Regions from separate parts of the Mus musculus genome. Here regions 2, 3 and 4 are each linked to region 1. Evidence: chromatin loops called from intact Hi-C (ENCODE). Cell type or tissue: heart. All regions are shown on one strand. Links, peaks and the distances in the headings refer to the core of each region. The heading gives the core; the rest is flanking DNA.

Evidence for each region. Peaks named below come from ENCODE experiments on the same cell type or tissue, not always from the same donor. Only the 100,000 strongest peaks of a DNase experiment are listed, where the experiment ranks them.
Region 2: a loop joins it to region 1, with 5 times the contacts of the local background. A loop is called at or near these places in 4 of 42 quality-filtered maps.
Region 3: a loop joins it to region 1, with 1.9 times the contacts of the local background. A loop is called at or near these places in 4 of 42 quality-filtered maps.
Region 4: a loop joins it to region 1, with 2.1 times the contacts of the local background. A loop is called at or near these places in 14 of 42 quality-filtered maps.

Annotation. Positions count from the first base shown.
Region 1 is chr1:192,781,650-192,787,688 of GRCm38, forward strand. Gm31078 (a long non-coding RNA gene) reads left to right here and starts at 52. Exons shown (of 3, transcript XR_373900.3): 1 at 52-82; 2 at 192-255; 3 at 3,495-5,447. In heart, for the core only: a CTCF peak has its summit at 2,902 (motif pointing right); a DNase peak (open chromatin) is centred at 2,892; H3K27ac peaks cover 1,016 bases.
Region 2 is chr1:193,083,425-193,089,463 of GRCm38, forward strand. The region is part of intron 3 of Gm31406 (a long non-coding RNA gene); the gene reads right to left. The region is part of intron 2 of Gm39747 (a long non-coding RNA gene); the gene reads left to right. Among named protein-coding and RNA genes, the nearest start is that of Gm31406, 9.2 kb to the right of the region's middle. In heart, for the core only: no CTCF peak of the experiment used is centred there; DNase peaks (open chromatin) are centred at 2,317, 2,907, 3,237 and 3,687.
Region 3 is chr1:192,831,681-192,837,719 of GRCm38, forward strand. A730013G03Rik (RIKEN cDNA A730013G03 gene) reads right to left here and starts at 3,533. Exons shown (of 1, transcript NR_155503.1): 1 at 1,439-3,533. In heart, for the core only: a CTCF peak has its summit at 3,128; a DNase peak (open chromatin) is centred at 3,241; H3K4me3 peaks cover 2,326 bases; H3K27ac peaks cover 2,084 bases; H3K27me3 peaks cover 3,440 bases.
Region 4 is chr1:193,127,268-193,133,306 of GRCm38, forward strand. Utp25 (UTP25 small subunit processome component) reads right to left here and starts at 2,984. Exons shown (of 12, transcript NM_145415.2): 1 at 2,777-2,984; 2 at 2,224-2,263; 3 at 1,000-1,279. The coding sequence starts at 2,883. In heart, for the core only: a CTCF peak has its summit at 3,063 (motif pointing left); a DNase peak (open chromatin) is centred at 3,064; H3K4me3 peaks cover 1,942 bases; H3K27ac peaks cover 1,250 bases.

The DNA of each region.
Region 1 (6,039 bases), core at 376-5,375:
ACTGTGATGTCACATGGAGGCATCTCTCATGGTTGTGCTCACAGAAAGGAGGGTGGAATGGAAGGAAGAGATTCCCAGAAATGTATGTTTTACTAATGCTGGGATTTTTATTTCCCTTCTCCCAGCATTCCCTGTCTTGGGACACAGCACCTGAGACTTGTGAAAGCTTATCACCCTGTGGAAACTTTCAGGGTTCCTCAGGCTCTGTTTGGAAGGTTCTGTGGTGATGGATATTCTCAGCCACCCCTGTCTCAGGTGAGTCTTTTCCTTGTCCACAATTGATAAGGGTAGGGAATAGAAATTTGCTAGGCAGAAAAGTAGCAGGGACCCCAAAACAGAGCTGTCACACTCTTGTCCTTGGTAAGAAGTGGGAAATGTCCTAGGTTTTGCCTTGGGCAGAGACCAGAAATGACAGAAGGGGTATAAGCTCTGATGGTTTGTCTCACCTGTCCTAACTTCTACAGGAAGCTGAGCGTGGGGGGGGGGGATGGGGGAGATGAGGGGGGAGGTGGGGGTGGGGGGAGATAGGGAGTGGGAGGGAAATGGGGGGAGGGGGGATCCTTTCTGGTGACAGTTTGGAACTGGATCCCTAGGTTTTCATGGTTATGCTATTCTCCAGCTCCCACCTAGCTCTTAAATAAATGTAGAGACTCTTGAGGGCAAGTTTTACAGAGTCTGGGAGGCCACTGAGCATGGACATTCCAGCTCTGTTCAGGTCCACTAAGGAAAAGCAGTCAGAAGAACAGAAGCGTCCTTAGACCTGTTGCTATGATAACACATTATCCTCCATTGTCTCCTGCCTTAAGACTTAATTAAGGGACTGGAGAGATGGCTCAGTGGTTAAGAGCACTGACTGCTCTTTCAGAGGTCCTGAGTTCAATTCCCAGAGACCACATGGTGGCTCACAACCATCTGTAATGTGATCTGATGCCCTCTTCTGGTGTGTCTGAAGACAGTGACAGTGTGCTCATATAAATTAATTATATATATAATACATATATATGTGTGTATATATGTATATATATGTGTGTGTGTGTGTGTGTGTGTGTGTGTGTGTGTGTGTGTATGTGTGTGTGTGTGTGTGTGTGTATAATACTTAATTCAGGGATGGAGGTGGCAGTCTGAGGGACTTGCCACTAGACTTCACAACCTGAGTCCAACCCTCTGAGCATACATGGTAGAAGGAAAGACCAGCTGCACAGGCTGCCCTCTGACCTCCACTTGTGTGCTGTGGCACATGCACAGGTCACACACATACAAAATAAGTACATACATATAAAGTAATTTTTAAAGAGTTCATTCAACCAGGCCTTTGCCACACACTTGGTCAAGAGACCACCTCTTAGGAAGGCTAATTCACTTAAAGAAAGGCACACGACTGAGATGGAAGGAATAGTATCCCCTCAGTAAGGTAATACACTTTTTCTTTCCAGAACGCCACTCTTGGTGTGGTCACTTGCAGGGTTTCCACTGTGGATCCTAACTTAGAAAAGCACAGCCCAAGCCGGGAAGTAGTGGCACACGTCTTTAGTCCCAGCACTTGGGAGGCAGAGGCGGGGGATTTCTGAGTTCGAAGCCAGCCTGGTCTACAGAGTGAATTCCAGGACAGCCAGGGCTACACAGAGAAACCCTGTCAAAAAAAAAAGAAAAGAAAAGAAAAGAAAAGAAAAGAAAAGAAGGAAGGAAGGAAGGAAAAAAGAAAAGCACAGCCCTGTCCTTCCTTTCTACCTCTTTTTTCTTGTGAATTCTAACCAAAGCCTAGCTTATGCTGTGCCCGATGGGCTGGGATTCCTCACTCTTTGAAACTACCCACCCTGCTTCCGCCGTGTGGCTTGCTCTCTCCTCCATCTTCCTCCTCTGGAAGCTCCCTGTCCTATAGGTTTTCTATCAAAACACTGGGAGGGGGGGAAATCCCAATTTCCCCAGTAATGCAATCGCACCAGTTCACAGTTGTATCCGCAGAAGTAAGGGTCCTTCTAGAGGGGTTCTGGGGGCTTGAGGCTTGGGACAGGGGCTTGGTGGGTAGAGCAGAAACAGGTGGGTAGGATTAGAAGCAGAAAGAATATATTAGAAGATAGAAAAGGGAATAGGGTGTAACACAAAAATATTTTTAGTAGCTTTTCCTGATGCTGTGCATGGGGTATAGGCTTTCCAGCATGACACCGCCTAACTTGGGCTTTCGCACCCATGCACTGTGTGTGATACACGGGGCTCTACACACTCTTTCTTGAAGTCTCATTAACATTTTAAGACTACACCCAGAGGTAGAATGTGTGCCTAGTCCCCCCCTTTAGATGCTGTGGGGTTCCTGTGAGTCTGTAGGGTGCCTGGTCAAGCTACTGCAGTCAGTTCTATTCAGCCTGCTGGGGATGGAGGGACAGGCCCAGTCGTGCTCTTTGCCAGTGAGTTTTTCTCATGGAAATTTTGCAGCCTTCGTGAGGTGCTGTGAATCTCACCTGCCTCCCACTCTCCCGCTGCTCCAATCTCCCACTGCCCCACTCTCCCGCCTCCCCATTCTCCCGCCTCCCCACTCTCCCACCTCCCCACTCTCCCTCTTCCCCATTCTCCTGCCCTGTTAAAGTGTCTTTCTACATAAGGACTTGGAGGGAGAGATCCGAACTGAGACAAAGCGTGTTTGATAAATAAATCTCACAGATCCTGATATTTCCAGAGAAACAAGGACTCTGCCCACCTTGGCTCTCACTCCTGCCCTCACATCCCACCTGGGGCAGCTCTGGAAAAGAAGCTGTGACATCACTTCCTTCCGGTGATTCTGGGTTGTCCAGCTTTACTCTGGGAAGCCTTTGGCACAGACTTCTATGAAGATCTAAGAGGGAGCTGGCCACATGCTAAGTCACCCTTACTTTCCCTGCCTTCAACAGCTCTTGGAAGCAGATGGGCCTTGCTGAGATAAAGAGGCACCACTAGGTGGCTGCCCGAGACCTTGCTGAGCTGGTGGTTCTGATCAGGCTTTCTTAGGCAGGGGGTGTGTGTGTGTGTGTGTGTGTGTGTGTGTGTGTGTGTGTGTATGCGTGTTTGTGTGTATGAGTGTGTGTGTGTGTGTGGCTGTGTATGGATCTGCGAGTGTGCATGAGTGTATATGTGTTTGCATGTGTGTGGGTGAGTGTTTGTATACACATTTTTGGCAGGGAGCTGTCCTGTAGAGAGAATGAGGATAGTGAAGTCAGAGGTCTGTATGAATATGATCAAAATAGATTATATCCAAAATAAAAATGTCATAATTAAGTCTATTATTTTATCGAATTAATGTACACTGAAAAAAAAAGGGAAGGAAAGAAATGAAGCCAAAATGCCTGAATTCACCAAGCAGGTTAATGTAGTGTCAGAGGGTCTTTCTAAGCCCTGGGGGGTGGAGGGAACACAGGGCACTGAGAAGCAGCATCCCTTGGTGGTAGTCATTGTTTTAGCTCATTAGATAGTTAGTTGTTAGCAAAGAAACTGAAGTGCTAGTCTGCTCTCATCCCGGCTACTAGAAATGAATCAGGAACACGGATGCTGCTGGAAACCCGAACTCCGCTAAGAAGCTGACTCAACTTCATTTTCATTCACAATCAGAAGCGTAATGAGCGCTTCATCACGCCACACCCGGGTGAGGGGCTGAGGACGCAGCTGTGAGCCACAGTCACAAGACCCCACTGCTCTCACAGAACTGGTATTTTAGATAAATTGATATTCACAGAGAAAAAAAAATTGTACAACTTTTCCATTGGGAACTCGATCTGTGTTTCCATGGCAACGCTCTTCCTTTTGCCCAGCCCTCACATGTAGAAGTGTGGGGTAATAAGATCGGCTTTATCCACCACAATTAGATGTCGCACAGGTTTCCTGGAGTGGGGCTATAATGGTTTACAAGACTTTCCACCTCTGGCCCACTTTCCTCTTGGTCATGGGGAACCTGGACATAGCATCTGGGGTGTGGGCCGCTCCTGAGGCAGAGAGCCCAGTGAACACACTGAAGGCTTAACTACACCACTGGGAAATACGAGGGAAAACTGTCCCAAACCCAGAACTCTAAGACTGTGGAAACGCTCAGAAATGAAAGGTGTGGCTTTCCTAAGCATTGCCAGCTTTCTCTCCTTCTCAAGCCAAGTCAAACATGATACAATGTAGCTGACTTTCAGACTTCCCACAGGAGGAAGTATACATTCTAAACCCAAGTGTGGAAATCACACTTGGGTCTGGAAGATGTCTAGTTTGAGCTGCAGGAAGTTAAATGCAGCTGGTCCCCTCAGGCTTACTCGTGAGCACATTGAAGAACCAGCTAGGAGACAGGCTGTGTGGAACTGCAGGACGTCGTACTTTACAAGGGGCTGGGGATCTCTGCAAAAGAGCCTGCCCAACTCCCAAAGCCCGGACAGACACAACCCTGGACACAACCTAATAGTGTCAGTTTCATCTGCTTCTGCGGTGTTAGAGAAGTGTTTCTTGCCTTCTTTGTTTGGGTTTTCTAGATTTCCCCTGACCTGTGCTGAATCCATGGTGCTAAGTACTACATATAGGAGGGGAAAAAATGTGACAGAGCCTGTCTGCAAAAGGGGTCAGTGTAGGTGTGATTGTTAAGGATTTCAAGACTGAATCATTCTTGATCATAGTGGGGTCTGAATTCAACAAGAAAGGAATAGAAGAAAGGTGGGGGTGAAAAGGGAGGAGAGAGGAGACAGAGAAACACATTCTCTGTGTTTGAGACAGATTGGATGATTCATCCACAAGCCATGAATTGAAGTGTGGGATGGACTTCCCCTCTGACTTTGTGCTTCTTGCCTCCAGAACTCTGAAAGTGTGCATTTCTGTTAGGCTAATGGGTGTGTAGCACTGTGCTATGTCACTAGAGGAAACTCAGAGACCTGCTTTCCTCAATTCTTGTTCTCTGGCTTTGGTCCTTCCTCGCCTGTGTGACAGGGTCACATCAGGTGTGGGAGAGCAGTGCTGTTGGGAAAGCATTTTCTCAACGATGACCTTCTCAGGAGACCCAGCCTCTAACTGAAGCTACCTCTGAGACACCCTCAGGAACAGCCTCTCAGATGCACTACAGCTGTCTTCAGGAGGACCCAAAATGAGACTGTATAGGAACAGAACACAGGGTTCCTCCACCCTTGGCCAGAGTGTGACACTTTTACTGGAGCCCTGTTCTTTCTGTAAAAGGAGAGGCTGTGTCTCTGTGAGTGCCCTTTGTAAGTGACTTTACATGGTATTGGGTGTCAGTGCCCTTTGTAAGTGACTTTACATGGTATTGGGTGTCAGTGCCCTTTGTAAGTAAGTGACTTTACATGGTCCTGGGTGAATTTAAAAGAGAAATGGAATTTAAAGCAATAGTTTGAGCAAACCTTGTACACTGTAGCACTCTTAAGGATATTTTGCTTTCTGTGTGGTTGTTGGCGAGTGTCCATAACAGGAAACAGAGCCATACTTTCAGGAGGCTTTCTCTGTGTTTGTCGATGCCATAGAAATCAACACACAACTTTAATTTGTTCCCCAAATGAAGGAGTAATAAAATTTTTAAAAACACTCAGGACAAGTCAGAGTGTCTGTGAGAGCCAAGAAACAGACTTAGTGTGTGTGTGTGTGTGTGTGTGTGTGTGTGTGTGTGTATTTCTTCACAGTTTTCCAAAAATCCTAGTCGGGACTGTAGATGGCCTTGGGTAACACATTCATCCCAGCAGTCTAAGAGAGCAACACATTACTGAAAGTATTTCCCACCCTAAGGGCTTCTCTCCATCAAAGCTGATGGCACCCACAAGGCTAGGCTCCAAGCTGTGGTTTTTAAGGAGCTGGGGTGGGCTAGGGAGATGCTCAGTCAATAAAGTGCTTGCTGAACAAGCATGGGGACCCGGGTTTGGATTGCCAGTGCCCAGGTAAAAAGCTGGACCCAGCAGCATGTGCCTGTAACCCAGAACTGGAGAGGCAGAGACAGGAGGGTCCCAAGGGCCTGTTGCCCAGCTATTCTAGCTGAACCCTGAGTCCCAGGCCAATGAGAAAGAAATAAAGGGGAGGGTGGCTGAGGAAGACACTGCCCACTGG
Region 2 (6,039 bases), core at 690-5,689, 300 kb after region 1:
CACTCAGTGTTGGTAATGTTTAAGACCTAAAATCTTACTTGGGTGCGATGGTGAGGCAGAAGGATAGGAAGCTTGGGCTACAAAGCAAAAACAAATCTCAGAAAATAAAACCCAACTGAAAGGCTGTAAGATCTTGTATTAATTCCTCTGTGTGTGTGTGCCCGTGTTTAGGCCAGATGCTGATGTCAAGCATCTTTCTTAATTATTCTTTATTTATTTATTTAGATTTATTTTATGTGTGTGAGTATACCGAGAACAGGGCATCAGATCCCATTTACAGATGGTTGTGAGCCACCGTGTGGTTGCTGGGAATTGAACTCAGGACCTCTGGAAGAGCAGTCAGTGCTCTTAACCACTGAGTCATCTCTCCAGCCCTATTTTCTACCTTATTTTTTGAGGGAAGGCCTCTCACTGACACCTGGGACTAGCTAATCATGGCAGCCTGACTGGCTAATGAGCCCCAACATATCCTTTCCCTCTCCCCTGTCCCTCCTCCTCAGTACTGGATTATAGGAGCAAGCCACCATGCCTGTTTTTAATGTGGTGCTGGGGATTTAACTCCAGTACTCGCCAAACATGGCAAGCACTCTGCAGATAAACTATGTGTGCTTTACTGATGAGCCATCTCCTCAGCCAGCCCCATATTCTGGCTTTTAAAATGAGTACCTTTTGGAGCCAGAGAGATGGGTCAGTGGTTAAGAGCACTTACTGCTCTTGCAAAAGTCCCATATTTGGTTCCCAGTATCCACATCAAGGTGTTCACAGACACCTATAACTCCAATTTCAGGGACTCTGGTGCCCTCTTTTGGCCTGTGCAGAAACCAGCATACATACAGATACCCACACATGCATACATAAATAAAATGAAAAGAAACTACCAAAGACAAGGTGCTAGAGAGATAGTTCAGCATTTAAGACTACTTGCTGCTCTCGCAAAGGCCCTGGGTTTGTTTCCCAACATCTGTATGGCAACTTACAATCATCTATAACTCCAGTTACAGGGGGCACAACACACTCTCCCGGCCTTCATAGGCACCTAGCATGCACATGGGGCACATACACATACATCCAGGTATAACGTTTGCATATACAGATGGAAAGTGAAGACACTAAAGGCTTACGATCTAACAACGGAAGCTGGCAGTGCCAACTCCAAGGGCTACCTCTCATTTAGTAAACTCTTGTGTTAGGTTAGCTTAAGAAAAGGAGAGCACACCTCTGGCGTGCCAGACTATCATGACAGTCCTCTCACTGGGAAGGGAGTTGAAGTGTTCTACCATTGCCACTGTGGTGCTGCCTCAGCGGTTACTGGGAGACAAGCTGTTTGCAGATGGTGACTTAACAGCACCGGCCAGTGAATGACAGAGAGCCATGCCAAAGGCAAATCATAGGAGGACGAAGAGATGTTCTGGCTGGGGCTGGGAGGTGGGCAGCTTCACCAGAGAAAAGGTTGGGCACTCAACAGACAGATACATCCTGATCCCTTCCCAGGATAAGCTAAGAAGACTGGATTGTGTGCTGAGGACAAAGGGTACCCACTCTCGTTGTGAATCGGGAGGGCGATAATCACATCTATATTTTGGGAACTCCCTGAGAGCATTTCTGTTGCTAAAACAGAATGTGCAGAGCTGGATCATTTATAAAGCAAAGAAGTTAAGGTGGGGGAGATGGCTCAGTGGGTAAAAAACCTACTGTACAAAGACAAGATCCTGAGTTTGAGCTCCCAGCACGTGTGTGGCAGTGATATCTGTAATCCTAGAACCGGGATTGGGAGACAGGAAGATCCTGGGGGGTTACTGTCCAGCCAGTAAAGCCTGATTGGCAAGCCTCAGGTTCAGCGAAAAGTCCCATTTCAAGCAATATGTTAATAAGCAAAGTAGATTACAATAGAAAGACCACCTAACATTGGGCCTCTGTACATAGACACGGGGTGCCTGTACTCACAGATGCACAAAGACTGCGCACACATGCATTTTTAAGAGGAAAAGGGCATGTTGGCGTTCCCTGACTATGATAAACTACTTTCTGCTCACAGCTTTAGAAGGCTCAGTCTGTGGTAGGACTTTGGGCAGAAGAACATCTCCAGGTTGTGTGGGAGGGGTGGTGATGGTAAGAACACACCACTTCCTTTGTGTTGGCCTGGAAGCAAAGAGGAAGGAGAGGGCTTGGGTCCCAATAGGCCCATCAAAGGCATATCCCCAGTGACTTAACTTCCTCCCAGCAGGTCCTTCCTACCTCTTACGTGGTCAGTCTCCAACAGAAGCCCCTGTAGGCCCATGGTTCTGGAGAGTGGAAGTCCCAGAGCTTGGCTTTGGCATCTGCCTTGCCTCTGGCGAGTATTGGCAACCAGAAGAACTGAGTCAAACTATGCTCACCATGTAATCTAATTATATCTTTATACCCTGTGGGGAAGGAGGCAGCTATATTTGTCTTCTAGGAGAGCAAAGAAGGAGAGCAGCTGCTAATCTATCAGAAGGTAGCAAGAGGACAGACAGGCTCGGGAGGGTTCTGGGGCTGGGGCATGTTTGTCTGGTTTTGTTGCTTTTTGTTTGTTTCCTTAATGAAGTTCAGACTGCGTAATCCTGATAGCTCGCAAACTGACTGTCCTGCTTTAGTCTCTCGAGGGTGAGATTACAGGTATAATTGTAGATGTTTAGTAGGCAGAGAGAATGTCTGTGAGGGGCAAGGAAGGCAAGCAGGTCCCCAGAAGGGAATCTGGGAAATGGTAGAAAGGAGTCAGGAGCCAAGATCAGGGCTGAGAGAAGCTGTGCCTTAATAAAGACCATGATTTCTGTCTTCCAGTGCACAACGACAGTCTGGCAAGGCCCAGAAAGACTGACAGCTACAGACTGAGAGAGGGCCAAGGAGGTGTGGCTGGGGGATAGAGCTGAGTGGAAGAGTGCTTGCCCAGTACTCTCAGTTCAACCCCCGACACTGGTAAAACAGGCAAACTGATTTCAGATCTGCTGCTGCTTCTTAGGAAAGTTCTGGAAGCTCTTCTGCACTGCCTTGCATGTACTCTCTTTCCCTAATACCAAAACCTTTCCAAAAAGTCTCCAGACCCTGCAACTGACAGCAGTTCCTGGCGACACCATTTACTGTGTGATGCCCAAAGGTTGATATGACACCTCTCAGTGGAAAGAGCCACATCCCAAGCCAAGGAATGAGCCTGGTGATCCTTGTCATAGTGGAGCAGCTGAGTGGCTTCTGGCCCAGGGAGTTAGAAGTGTGATCTTGCTCTTCTTGTAACAGGCAATTACAGTCTGTCCTATGGCACCAACTGACACACTGAGAGAGACAACATGTGCATGCTGCGTCCCCTGCCTCATCTCCACTAGCCCACTGCTGCTGTCCCCATCCAGAAAGGTTAACTTTCATAAGGGGATTTCATAAGGTAGGTCACTGGCATCCACTGAGCCTGTGCGGGTTTCAGCTTTTCCAGTAAACACTCCTGGTCTTTGGTATATAAACCCTGAGAGCTCTCTAGGCTGCCTGAGTGGAAAATTTTAACAAGCTGTTCCTTCAGCTGCAGAGCCACACAAGATGTGATTTTCTTAACGTGAGTGTTTCCACAGAAGCTAATAGATGGCCATTACCCAGCTCTGGACACAGCCTATTACTTAGTTTGTTCTCATCAGCACTAGCAAAAGGTCCATTTGCAACATCAGCCAACAGCTGGATTTATTATGTCCAGTTCCATGAATAAGCAGATGGACTGTTGCTGGCACAGACTCCAGGACTGCTAGCTGAGCAGCTGGTGCTGCCTCTGCCCTCCACGGCTCCTCTTAGCAAACATCCCCCACTCAAGGCCACCACTTGCTGTTCATAGGCAACATGCAGCCGACCCATGATGCCTCATTATTTCTGAGACAGGGAGACGACAACAGGAGGAGCCAGCCCAGGTTTAGGCTGAGGGAGACAGTGTGAAGCGGAAACATGAGACTTGACTTAGCTCTACTTGCTCTCAGGCACCACTGCAGGGCTGAGAACTAGGTCAGCAGATGCGGCCAGCTACACGCGCTGCTCAGACTCTCATACCAGAGGAGCAGAAGCATCCCCACACTTTTAGGCCAGCTGGGATCCCAGAAACCGGAAAAAGAGACTACAAAGCCACGCCCCTACAGACTCTGAATAGGTACAGAGAGGGCTCCTTAGCTAGAGGAGTGATAACTCTGGAGAAGGTGCCTTTAGCTCCTTTTCAGGCCTCCATAGCCTCCAGTGGAGCAGAAGGAGCCTGTGGACACACAGGAGCTTCCTTGGCAATGCCCTCATTTGGTTTAAGACAGGTCTCACTCTGCAGCCCAGGCTGACCTAAGAATGACGATGTAGATCAGGCTGACTTTCACCTCGGAGATCTACCTACCTCTGCCTTCTGAATCCTGAATTAAAGGCATGTGCCATCATGGCTGGCTGTATTGGTCATTTATTTTGTTGCAATGGTAAGATACCTAAGGAATGCAACTTCAGGGTTTATTTTGTTGCAGTTTTAGAGTGGAGTCCACTGTGGTGGGGATGTCTTGGTAGCAGGAACTTGAGGTGGCTGGTCTCAGGACTCTGCAGTCTGGAAGCAGATGATGCTCAGCTCAGTCTCCATCTTATGCAATCTAGAACCACATAGCCCAGAGAACGGGGCCATCGCCCACACTTAGGCTGGGTCTTTCCACCTCAGCTAGTCTAATAGATAACCCTTCACAGACTTTTGCGGAGGTTTGTTTCTCTGGCAATCCTAATCTCATCAAATTGACAGTCAAGATTAGCCATTTTATCTGCTAGATGTGGTGGCCCACACTGTAGCAGTGAATTGGTTAATTCTCTTTGGCTCCCTGACACAGGCACGCATGCACACCAGCTAATTTTGATAAGCATTGACTAGCTCTTTGGTTGGGCACTTCTTTATTTTTTTATTTTTTATTACATATTTTCCTCAATTACATTTCCAATGCTATCCCCAAAGTCCCCCATACCCTCCCCCCACTTCCCTACCCACCCATTCCCTTTTTTTTTTTTTTTTTTGGCCCTGGCGTTCCCCTGTACTGGGGCATATAAAGTTTGCGTGTCTAATGGGCCTCTCTTTCCAGTGCTGGTGGTGGTGGTGGTTGGGCACTTCTAAACCTGCCCAAAGCTAGCAAACACTCCCACTCCCCTCCAGTATTCTTGAGTTAACATCTTTTAAAACCTATCTATATTTCATCTCTACTACCCCAGAGCCCTATCCTTCCTCCGCCCCTGCCCCTTCCCCCAGCGGCAGTTTGGTTGCCTCACACCATGCAGCATGCCCTTTATTCACCTTTCTTAGTGTCCTCACCACTGTTTTAACCCTAACCTTACTCTTATTTGATTGTTACATGTTTCTGTGTCTGTGAATGTACGAATGCTGCAGGGTCGTTGGATCCCCTGAAGCTTGAACCAATGAACACGGCTGCTGGGAACTGAACTCAGATCCTCTAGAAGAGCAGCAAGGGCCCTTAACCACTGAGCCAGTTCTTCAGCCCCCTAAAATTCCTTCTAATTTTATTTAACATCTGTCGTTACCATAACAATCTCTAGATTTTCAGGCCCCCATGTAGGATGGGGGAACGTGATGATGTAAGACTGGTTTCTGCTAGGCTGAGGGTTGTGGTTTTGATAACAGAGGCCATGTCACTCGTAAGTGCTGTTGCCTACTGTTCGCATGCCCAACCAACAGCCACTGAGCTGAGAGGAAAGGTGAGACACAGGAAGAGCAAGTGCTTGGCCACAAAGGATGGAGAGAGGATGAGAGGAGGGAGGAGGGAAGAAGAGAAATGGGAAATGCACATGAGAATGCACTAACAGAGCCCTGAGTGAGGCTGAGTCCTGGCTGCTTGTGTGGTGAAGGACCCCTGGGAAACTGTAGCAAGGAGAAGCTTGTTCCCAACAGAAGGAAAACAGACCCAAACAGCTGCCGCCACCGAGTGCCAACAAAAGGATGGGCTATGAGGTGCTGGGCCGCAGGGGAGCACATCGATTCGAGCCACAGATTTCTATTTTCTAAGAGGATGGGAGTGTGCCTCACAACAG
Region 3 (6,039 bases), core at 682-5,681, 50 kb after region 1:
TGGGACTCCAGAAGGGTCTGTTTCAGGAATTTAGAAAGGACCCTGGAGAGAAGGGGTGGAAGGCAGGCGTTGAGAATCTCTGGAGATGAGGCTGGGGCCAGTTTAGATGCCCAGAGATTCTCTTCCAGGTAGACTCACACATCCTGAAGTGTCTCCAAACCACCCAGGACAAGGAGTGTCTGCACCGTGGAGACGTGTGCATGCAGGGTCTAGCCCCACATTCCAGGCACTGTTGTGCAGATATCCTCATGGGATGAGTCTACTCTGCTGATGAAGACCAGAGCTCAGAGAAGACAAGCCCAGCTTCGGGCCATAAAGCCATTGTAAAGCCAGGGGTAGAGCCAAGGTCTATGGATCCTCAAAGCTATAGTTAGATATGATGCCTTTCTAAAATGACAGCTTCTTCAAGCAAAAACAAACAGGACTCTAGCATTAGATCATCAGACACAGCTATAGAGATGATAGAAAGCTCTGTAGGAGATGTAGAGTGTGAGAGAGAGTGGTGTGTGTGTGTGTGTGTGTGTGTGTGTGTGAGAGAGAGAGAGAGAGAGAGAGAGAGAGAGAGAGAGAGAGAAGGGAGGGAGAGAGAAGGGAGGGAGAGAGAAGGGAGGGAGAGAGAAGGGAGGGAGAGAGAAGGGCAAAGAGGGAGTGGTGGTGATAGTGTGTGTAAGACAGACAGACAGACAGACAGACAGACAGGAAAAAAGGGAGTGGTGATGGTGGTGATGGTGTGTGGGGGGGGGGCCCGGAAAGGGAGATGAAATGTGTGTGGGTGGGTGGGGTTATCCCAGGCTATATAAAGAGCAAGGGTGGAGCCAGGGCTGAGGTCAGTGGGGAGGGACATGGCTTGGTTGGGCAAGAAACCTAGGCCAAAGTTTGGAGGACACAAAGCCAAGTCCAAGAGCTTCCACCCACCTGGAAAGCTTATGACACAGTGCAGTCACCCCACAATGGTGGGAAGGAATGCAGGATAGAGACTGTGCCTCTGGGCAAGAGTGAGGGAATCTGTAGCAGCCAGTACCATGGTAGAGGGAGGAAGAGAGTGTCTTCTTCCTCGATGTAAAAATTGAGATGTCCTCTGGAGCAGACAGACAGTGCAGGGAGGAAATGGGGAAGAGAAGAGGGATGGGTGGGGTAGGATGGGAGGAGGATGAAGAGGATGAAGAGAGGGTGAGTAGGCTGGACGTCTTTGAGATGCCACTTGGAAGATATGGACAGAGAATCCCTCCTGTAGCTGGTCCTCCATACTGTCCAAGGCTACATCTAAATTTTGGACTCAGTTTATAGGCTGGGCACCCCTGCCCCTTAGGCCTGCCTGCCTCGGGATTGGGGACATCAGTCAGCTTCTCCCTGAACCCTCAGCATAGAAGCAGGAGATGTTCCCCATCTCTCTAGCCTCTTGTTGCTCTAATTTTATGATTGTATGAAAATAAGGTTCCCAAATTGCCTTTAATTAGCTTTAATAAGACAGCCTTTTTGCTAATTAAAACGATTATTAAGAAACCATTTATTGAGAATAAACACAGTGGTTAGGACCTGTGAGAATTCTGAACTCAACAACAGTAGCCAATACCAAGTCCCTGCAAAGCAGCCAGGTCACCTGACTGCCTGCTGACCTTGAACAGGGTGCTTCTCAGGCTGAGGTCCAGTGGTGCCACCTTCTTCCCTTTGCAGGACTGTCAGACACCTTAGGATGGGTAAAACAGGTCCGCAGAAGTTAGCACCCAGCTTTTTCTGGGCTCTGCTTGATCGGATAGCTACTTGAACTGTAGTGAACTGTGCTGAGTCACTAACCACCGAGAGCTTACATCCCAGCGGTAAAGAGGGAACGTGGTCCTGGGTGGTGGCCCCAGGGGCCCAAGCCCCCTTGAAAGTGTTCGAAGGCATGGGGAACACATTCTGAGAACCCGGCCCTGTGGATGACACGGAGCTTCGAGATGACATAGCCGGACGGCTGATCTCAATCACTCTCCTCCCTGTGGGGAGACGCTCAGCCAGTCTGCAGTAGAGTTCATCGATGCCTGGCTCCCGCCAGGAGCAAGCGTGCAGCCAAGTGACCGCGGAGGCGCTGAGGTGCACATCGGTTCTGGAGCCCAGGTTCCCGCCACAGCGCTTCCTCTGCCTGCTTCTCACCCTCCAGGGACCACCCAGCTGCCACAGCTGCGAGAGGCCTATGGAGGGCTCGCCCTTTTGTCCAAACCCCATGGCAAGATGGGATTTGGAGGGGACCGGGACACGCGAAGAGGGGGTCACCGAGGTAGAGCGCAAGGGGCCGAGCGTATCTGGGCCCTGTCCGCTTTTCGAGTTGCGAGTTGCGGGTCCTGCTGAGCCTTGACTTCCTTTTACAGTCCCCACAGGAGACCTCCAGGGGCCTCGGAGGCCTGGCAGTAGTCTAAACACAGCGATTTGTTTTTTATCTGTCTATCCATCTGTCTGCCTATAGTTCAGTTGAGCTTTCCCATCTTTCTTCCCATGGGCTTTTAGCAATAAGCGAGGTGAGGCTGTCCAGTCGAAAGCTTGCAACAGAAGCATTAAGCAGGAATGTGTCCTTGACCCTCTGAGCCAGGGGAGACGAAGGCCAAGCTCTAAAGCCTCAAACTCGAGGGCTCCCGGTAGGGCCCTGGCCTCTCGCTCTGGTCCTTGGTCGGGGTCAGGGCGCGCCCTGGGGTGTCCAGCCCGGGACAGATAGAACCAGTGCTGACGCTTCTGTCAACTGTTGGAGGCCTAGGCCAAGCCAAAAAGGTCTGGAGTATAGAGTGAGGCCTGGCCCGGGGAAAGTTCCCCTGGTAGTTCCGAGGTGTGGACCCGGCTGAGAACAGGCGATGAAAGTTAAAAGGACTGTGGTTTCAAAGAAGGCCAATCTGGACGCTAGGATGCTGAGCGCGTGAGTGCCCAACCTCTGCAGGTGAACTGAGGCAGGGGCATCAGCATCCCAGGCCTGGGGACGCAGTCCCAGGCAGGCGCGCACCCGCATGCACGCACATGCACACGGCGTCACCGACATACGCCTGCACCCACTGTCTGTGCCTCGCGAGGCCTGCTGCCCCGGTGCACGACAGCCGGCGACCGCGCGCTCCTCCAGCCCCGGGCGCTCTGCAGAGCCCCCGCCCGGCCGCGCGGCGCTCGCTCCGGCTCTTTGTTATGTTAATTCCCTTCCCAGCTGGTGCCAGCTGCCTGCACAATGGGCGCCCGGAGCCCCGCCAGCCCTCGCCAGCCCGTGAGTGGGGGCGGGGAGGACCGTGCACCCTATGTGGATGGGGCGGGCTAGTCCCGCTGAGTGAACGCTGCGGGGCGAGCAGCACCTCCCCCCATGCCGGCGAAACCGCGCTTCTGAGGCCTGCGGAGCGAGCTCTGATGCTTTCCAGTCGCCGGGACTGCCTGCCCTCTAGGTGCCAGGGCTGGATGGAAAGTAAAAGGCTTCTGGGCGGCTCCAGACCCGTGAGGATGAAAGAGGACAGCCGCTTCCAGACCACACAGCTAATCCCGCCATAAACCTCGAGTAAATACCGGGAGAGAAGGAGCAGGCCCGCTACAGATGTGGAGTGCAGCCTCCGGGGATCCCCAAATTAAAACCCGGGCAGGAGAGGCACTTGGACCACCACCAAATGACACTAATTGGGTTATGGGACCATAATCTTAGCTGGTAAGAAAAAAATCCAGTTACAGTCACAGCTGCAAGGACTGTCTTCATAAAGCTGCAGAGGGAACGCGGGCTTTTTTTTATTACGCATAAACATGAGGAAGAGGCTCAGGGTCCCCGCCTGCATGGTGCGGAGAGGCGAAGGACTTTTGTGCCGGGAGCAGCAGCGCTACATGCCTGGCTGGCTCCGGGTGTGCAGGGCTAATGGGCTGGGAGTGGATGGGGTAATGTATTGAGCTGGGGAGCAAATCTGCCTGCAGGAATGTAGTTCCAGGATAGGAGAACAGTCATGGGCAGTGCGAGCGCGTGCAGGCGCGCGCGCACCCTTCCCCCCTCCCCCTACACACTTGGTGGGGAGAACAGATTAAACGATACTAGAATGACTGAGTTAAGCTTAGATCTATAATAACTGGAGTTGTAAGCCGGGCAGTGATGGCGCACGCCTTTAATCCCAGCACTTGGGAGGCAGAGGCAGGCGGATTTCTGAGTTCGAGGCCAGCTTGGTCCACAGAGTGAGTTCTAGGATGGCCAGGGCTACACAGAGAAACCCTGTCTCAAAACAAAACAAAAAAATAGTAGTAGTAGTAGTAGTAATAATAATAATAATAACTGGAATTGTGAATGAATTCTTACAACTTCCATGTCAAGAAACACTCACATGGACAAATGATCGGGGTTGCTTTAGGATTCTTCAGTGACAATTTCCAACAGCGACCCATGCCACCCTCATTGTGTATAGCCATCTTGTCTAAAGCCAGTGAAGGTCAGGCTGCCTGCAGGCTCTTACTGGTTTGAATTATAGCCATGGAAAAATAGATCTTTTTTTCCTTCAGCTGTTGGTTTTTCAAACTGTGAGAAGCAAGAGTTTGGAGCTGGCCAGCCTGGTGTCCCTGGGCAAGCTAAGAGTTTCCTTTATCTGGCATCCTCAATCACTGGCTTCGGTCACCCTTAGGAGCCACACAAGGAAGGAAAAGACAGCAGACCCTCATCTGAGACTCCAGTCACCCTTGGCCCCCAGATGCACATAGCCTCCAGGTGTGCCAAAGTGGCCAAGAGGTAGAAGGTTGACAAGGTGCAACATTTAGTCAGAGGTCTTCCTGAACCACCTATGGGCCTGTAAGGTTACTCCAAGAAACCCACTGGTTCAACAAGCTGGACGATTCCTGGGAGGAATCGTTTCCTTGGCTTGTTGATAGACAGGCATATCTCTAGGACTCTCTGGGAAAACCTGCCACTGACTGACTGGTGTTCTGGCTCCTCCATGACTCTCAGTGGATACAAATTGCAGGTATTCCTAGAGTCTCATTCCTGGGGCTGGTGGTACAGCGGGAGATCTCTCTTGATTCTGAGACGTCCCAGGGTTACCGTGATGTAGCACTGGAGACTCCAGCATTAAACTCCGGTGGTTGCTTTCCCAGTTCCCTCCAGTTACAGGGCCTCTGTTTTTTTGCTCTCAAGCCCTACCAATCATCAAGCCCCAAGAGAGGTATGCCTCACCTAGGGAAAATTATTCAGCTGAGAAACAAAGAGGTGAAATGTGATTTTTTGAATGGCATACCACTATCCTGAAGTCATCAGTTGGGCTGAGTTTAAAGATGACACGCCCAAAAAAGGATGAGACTCTGAAATAAGGAACACCAACCATATGATCTGCTATCAAAACTTCCCTCTTAGAAGTGGAAACCATGGTGTTGTGGTGTAGCTCAATTGGCAGAGTGCTTGCCTGGCATGTGTAAACCCCTGGGTTTGGTCCCGGCATGATATAAACCATAACCAGGTGTAGCAGTACATGTCTGTAATTCCAGGAGACGTAGAGATGGGAGGATCAGAAGTTCAAGGCCATTCTCAGGTACACACTGAGTTCCAGTCTGGGCCACAATGACTGTCTCAAAAAGAAAAACAAAAATAAATGACAATAAAAACAGTGCAGAAAATACCCTAGTTCCTTCGTCATAGGGTGGGGTCTCGGAGTTCTGTTTCAAATGCTGCTTTCATCTCTCCTGTGAGTTACAGGCACACAGGAGGACTGGGCTTAAATCATCTAAAGAGTTTAACTTAGCACCATATTTTGGTGGGAATTTTCTTCCCCTGAATAAAGACTATGTCTAAAGGAACTAACCATTCACTGTGGTAACACAACCAACCTGAACTTTGGAAATTGTACGATGACTGATGAGTTAGGAGATTGTATCTTTTCCCCTGTAAGGGGCACCTCTTATCCCCTGCACACAGCTAGCGTTCTAAATGGTTCTGTCTTCAAAACAAACTGCATTTATTAAGGATAATGCATCCACCTCATAGCCAGTTTCTTCTCGTTTCGTGATAACTGTGTTAACCCAGAGGTGATTTAATTCCAGCCCAAGGAAAAGAACTCTGACACAGCTTTGCCCGTGCAGCCG
Region 4 (6,039 bases), core at 391-5,390, 350 kb after region 1:
TCAGCCCAGGCTGCCTTCTGTTTGCATATAAACATATTCTAATGAGGCTGATTTAAAAAAAAAAAAAAAAAAGCCAGGCATGGGGGTGTGTAGAAAGATTCTCTTATGTACAGTATGGAAGCATCACTTGTCAGTAAAAAAATGATGGCCTAGTAAAAAAGGCGGGAAGTAAGAGTTCTGTAGAGAGAGAAGAACTCTGGGAGCTACTCAGGTGAGGGTGATTCCACCAGCGGACTCTGAGGAGTAACTAACCAGCCACGTGGCTCGCATGTTATAGACTAGAGGGGCATATAGTTATGAGCTTGTCGGAGAACAAGCCCAAGCTTATGGTCTAGGCACTTGTTCATAACTAAGTCTCAGAGTCGTCATTTGAGATCTGGGGACAGGCGGAAAGCCTTCCTTCACAGGTATACACCTGTATTCCAGGGCAGAAGTCGGATCGTAAGCGGAAGGCCAGCCTGGTCTACACAGTAAGACCGTAACTCAAAAGACGAGCTCAGTCTGACATACACAAGACCCTGGATGTGATTCCCAGGCACAGAAGATCACTTAGCGGTGCATCTGAGCCCTAAGACAGAGTCTCTCTGGGCTCTCAGTCCCAGTACCTCTCAGAGTCACCTTAAGGACCCAGTGAGAGCAGCCTCATCTCCTCTCCAGCTGCTTCATATAAACAAATCTACAACATGAAAGTTTGTATTTTTATGTCTACCTCCCATCAAACCTGGTCTCTTACTGAAGCGGAACAACCTCTTCAGTGAACTGAGCTGTCACAGTGACCACATAATGTCCCCCTGATACGCCAAGCGGTCTTACGGGAGGTTACAAGTCCCCCAAAGAGTAAGCCAACAGCATTTTCCTGATGAGAGGGTCCTGTGTTCCCATCAGAGTCTCAAAAGCTAACCCAACCCAACAAGGCTGAATCTCTGCCTTGGAACCACATGCTCTCACTCAGCCCACACAACACAGAATGAAGAGGACAGGCCGGCCCCAGGCACTTACGTTCCTGTGTCTCAGCAGCCTCCTCAGCAGCCTCCGAGACAGCAGCTTCTCCCACACTGCCATCCTCACTGCCAGCTTCCTCATTCATTTCTGCATCACCTACAGCACTGTCATCTTCCTCTTCCTCTTCCTCCTCCTCCTCCTCCTCCTCCTCCTCCTCCTCCTCTTCCTCTTCCTCAGAAACATTCTTTAATGTAGCAAGCAGTCTGTGGTACCCTGAAACGTGCTCTTGTTCACTCTCTGATTCACTTTCAGAATGTGAAGAATCTGAACTCTCTGGCTAAAGAAAAATGAGAAATTAATATATATATATATTGTTGTCAAAATAAAAATAAGAAAGAAAATGTGAGAAATACATATTAGTGGAATTTCCTCAACCACAAAGAAGGAAATTATATCACATGCAAGGGGATGGATAGAATGGGTGATAAGGAAGTAAAAATAAGTCAGACTAAAGACAAGTAATATTTTCTCTTGCACAAGGAAACTAGATTTAAAAGAAATTAGAAGTCATGAAATCAAAAGGACAAGAATTTGGGAAGAGGAAAGGGATGAGCAGAGATGGAAGACAAACAGTCAAAGGAAGGAAATGAATACGATCAGATAATTTTGACTGGAAAAGTCCTTAGGAAACCCGCTACTTTGTATAATGAATATACATTAACTCACAGACAAAACAAAAATCCCTATGAGCTTTTCAGCAAATATTACAGTCTCATCTCTTGAACCAAGCCGGGCATGAAACTTAAATAAAACAGTTAACCAAGCTATGGTTCTAATTGACATCAGCTGCACGTGGAAAGAAAACTGACTTTTCAAACAAAATTTCAGGTTATGAGTTTTAACTTACATCTCAGACATCAGGTTTCATGTTGCATGATGTAAGAGGAGAATTACAAGCAAGTGTCACTGTCTGAGTCTCCGGGCCCCTTGTCCATTTTATACTGTGTGAAGCCTTTCATGCACAAGGAGCCAGCACTCTGATGAACCCCTTCCACAGAACTTAAGACAGTGTCATGGGGTAGTTTCCAACCATAGCCTCTCTCATCACATGGTAATTTCTACAGCTGTCTCCATCACTTACAACCAATTGGGTAGCATTACTAAAATCACAGCTCACACCCAAAACAGAGAAACACGGGGATGCAAACCAAACTTTACGTTTACACCCAATCTTAAAGGTAACAACCCAATTCCAACTACTATAAAGAAAAAAAGCATTACCAGCTGACAAATCTGCGGCTTGGCTTCCTTCTTGGAAACCCTAAAATAGAAATAGATAACATTAAACTTTAGCTGCTAGTTCGTAACAATCACGAAAAGGCATAATGATTCTGCTTTAAATGAATACCAAAAAAAAAAAAAATGTCCAATACAGGATAATATCCAGTCAGTGTAAAAAATGAAATTCTGCATGCACAAGGGCAGAGATGATCAGCAGACAAAAGGGTAACAGACAAGAGAGCTCAATGACATCTCTTAAGAAAGGATAAGTCAGAAACTGGCTTTTAACGGCACACCGGGGTTCACCTCTCAGGGCCAACTTTATCTCCCGACCTCCCGTCCTGTTTTTGGAGACCCTTACGCGGCCCTGGCTGGGCTAAGCTGCGATTTCGCGCCTGAGCCCGCGCGTGCTCGGATGACAGGCAGCACGGCCCGCGGTCTCAGCAGGTCCCGGTGCAGAGCGCACCTCCGCAGCGGGGTTCCCGTCCTGCACCGACCGGACCCGGCTCAACTCGGCCGGAACCAGCCCTCCCGGCGGCCCGCGCACCCCGACCTGTCGTAGAAGGGGTGCTCCTCGCCGAAGTCGCGGAGGTGCTTCTTCTGCTTCTTGGTCATGGTGCTGAGCATCTGGCTGCGGCCCCGGTTCCGGCGTTTGCCCATAGCGGAAACGTCAAGCTCGCCACAAACAAACAAACAAAACACAAGGTTCCCAGTGGCAAGTTGTCGCTGTCGCACGTGGGCACGCTGGCTTTACGGCGGAGGCGGGAGCCGTAAAGCAAAGCTGCTTTACGCCCAGAGAGTACGACAGGCGTTACACCCTCTGGTCGCTATACTGCCCCCTGCCGGAGCGCCTCTAGCACATAGGCGTGTCTACGCATGCGTGATCGGAACACCAGCTCCTAGGGCTGCAGGGACTGGCTGTCTTTCCGGGATGGAGTGGCTTGCTTTGTGCTTATCTTTTACCTTTTTTTTTTTTTTTTTTTTCTCCAAAATTGAGGAGGACGAGGTTGGTGGTCCTTTGTCCCTCTCCCAGGAGCTAAGAACTGAACCCAGGACCTTGCACTGGTTTTCAAGCACTAAGCGAAATCCACAACCGCGTGGTTCGCTTTGATATGTCAATGTATGCTAGCAGAAATGGTTGAATGCTACTCAGAAGAATAAGGACCATCGCTTAAGGGTGCCCGCACACCCCACTTAACGGCACACTGTCCAGACGGATCTAGCGAGTCAGTCTGTTGAGAAAGATGCAGACACCGATGCTTAGCAAGAAAGATCATTCATTAGTCTCTGGGAGTATGTGAGGTGATCCTCTCCTGACATTGCTTCTTTAACAAAAGCAGAAACACACAAGATAAAGTAGGATCTTGTATGTGTTATCACCCAAACGAGTGAAACTGTACATTTAAAGTTGATGTGTATTAGCCTGAGTGTGAGTAATAGCCTAAACGGGCCAGGGGCGTTGCTCGCTCATATGTAGGGTGCTTAGCCAAGGTACTTTTCAAATCCTGGGGTTTGATCTTTAACACTGAGCAAAACAAACCCACACAGCAAATAAACTAGTGGTGACTCACACCTGTGATCTCAGTCCCCGGGAGGCCGAGGCAAGAGAATGAAGTGTTAGAGACCTTTACTTAAAAAATAAAATTGAGCCGGGCATGGTGGCACACGCCTTAAATCCCAGCTCTTGGGAAGCAGAGGCTGGCAGATCTCTGTGAATTTGATGTTACCCAGGGAAAATAAAACAAGACCCAACTTCTCTAAATAAACAAAGGAACGAACAAAAATAGCTGAGGCCTGTATTTCAAGGACACACAGCAATAGGTGAGGCTGTTTGACACCACACAAAGACATACTTCCCTTCAAAACTAACCGAGGTTCAATGTAAACAAAGTACTAGCTCCAGCTTAGACTCAAAGCACAACTGGAGACATCGAAACATCTTTCTGTGGAAGAGTAGGGGTTTACTCAGGTCCACCTGTCCGCCCTCTGTTCCAGGGTCATCTACTACTAATAATTAGGGTGGGAGTGGGAAAGCCAGTGGTGGTGGGGGACAACCCCCCCCCCCCAGCAAAAAAGTATCAAAAGCCATGCAAACAGAAAGGGTGGTAGCCAGCACCTGGCCTGGCCTAGGAACTCATTAATAGACATCTGTCTTCTGTCTAGTTGAAAGGTATAGTCACTTAGATAAACAAAAGGCTGTTTGCAAAGTGTCCTCACAGGTTTTATGGCTCTGGTGACCGTGTAACCTGGCTCTAACCAATAAAAGCCATACTTTTTTCTCCTTTTACTGCACCCCAAGGGCCCTACCCCACACCCCCAGACATGCAGTTTCGTGTTCTTCCAGAGATCTCATCAGAAGCTGAAGGTTCCAGCACTTGAGGTGACTCTTGCTCTCACGTGGTTTCCAGCATGCAAATCTAGACTATTCCCAGTTTTAGGCAAAAATTCACCCTATCTCCATCCAAGTAGTCTCAGCATTGGCTTGCTGACTATTGGAAAAGAAGTCCCTTTCTTTCAAAGTATTGATAGTCACCTTCAATAAGGTTGACGGAGGGCCTATGTGACTATAACCTGACGGTTAAGAATTTAGCCATTGTCTCTATACCTCTGTGGAAGCTCTCTATGAGCACACATGTGCACATACATGTATACACATGACCTCCCCCCCCCACACACATACCTGGGAAGTTTTAATAAAGACAGGTTTTTCCCCTCCTTTTTTCTCTCTTTCTACTCTTAGAACTCATTTCTCTCCCCTAGGATATCCTTTTATGTATTCAAACTCAAAGTCTTTTCAGAGTTAACAGTAGTTCAGGAAGTGAGTTCTATGTTACTGTACAAAGAAATGCTAGTGGGTTTTAAGTTACTGTTCCTGGGCTGTTTGAAGTGAGGTGGGTAAAGGGCAAGAATATTCTTTAAGAAAAGAGCATTCAGAATACTCAGGAAGGCTTAATAATTTAAAAGAAAAAAGTTCCACAGAAATTTTCAAATACAATAAATAAAAAACTTGACAAAAAGATATGATAGACTTCACAGGCCTGCTACTCAGCCTCAGGGATTACCCATGAGCCTCAGGGATTACCCATGAGCCTCAGGGAACACCCATGAGCTTCACACAATTACCCATCAGCCTTGATATTACCCATCAGCCCCAGCAATTACTCCCTGAAGGCTACCCATTTTACATTTATTGCTCTACACCCTACAAATTTTGAAGCAAATTGTAATAATTATTTAATCTGTAAATATTTTAGTATACTTTTGTAAAAGACTGTATGATCTACAGAGGGAGTTCTGGACAGTCAAGGCTACACAGAGAAACCCTGTCTTGAAAAACCAAACCAAACCAAACCAAACTCACAAAGTAAGATGAAAATGATTGAGAAAGACACCCAATGTTGACCTGGGACTTCCACTTGTACACACACATACACACACACACACAGCACTACACAATAAATAAAATGTTAACACAAGAGCACATCAGAGAGCGAGCCATCAAAGATCAAAGGAACAATTTAGATGTCTGAGTTCCTAGTTTGTTAAGACTATGGGGAAAGTGTGTGTGTGTGTGTGTGTGTGTGTGTGTGTGTGTGTGTGAATATATATGCATTTATGGGCCCTCCTGGTCCTTTAAGACTCATTTTCCTACATACAAAATCACTATACAAATGTCCTTCAAACACAGACCCATCTTACCTTTCCAGAGTCCTGACAGAAATTATTGGCATCAACTCACAAAATTATGAAATAACCTCAGTTACTCACTCAGAAACATTTGCTGATCACCTGTTTCCTGCCAACTGCATTGCGTAC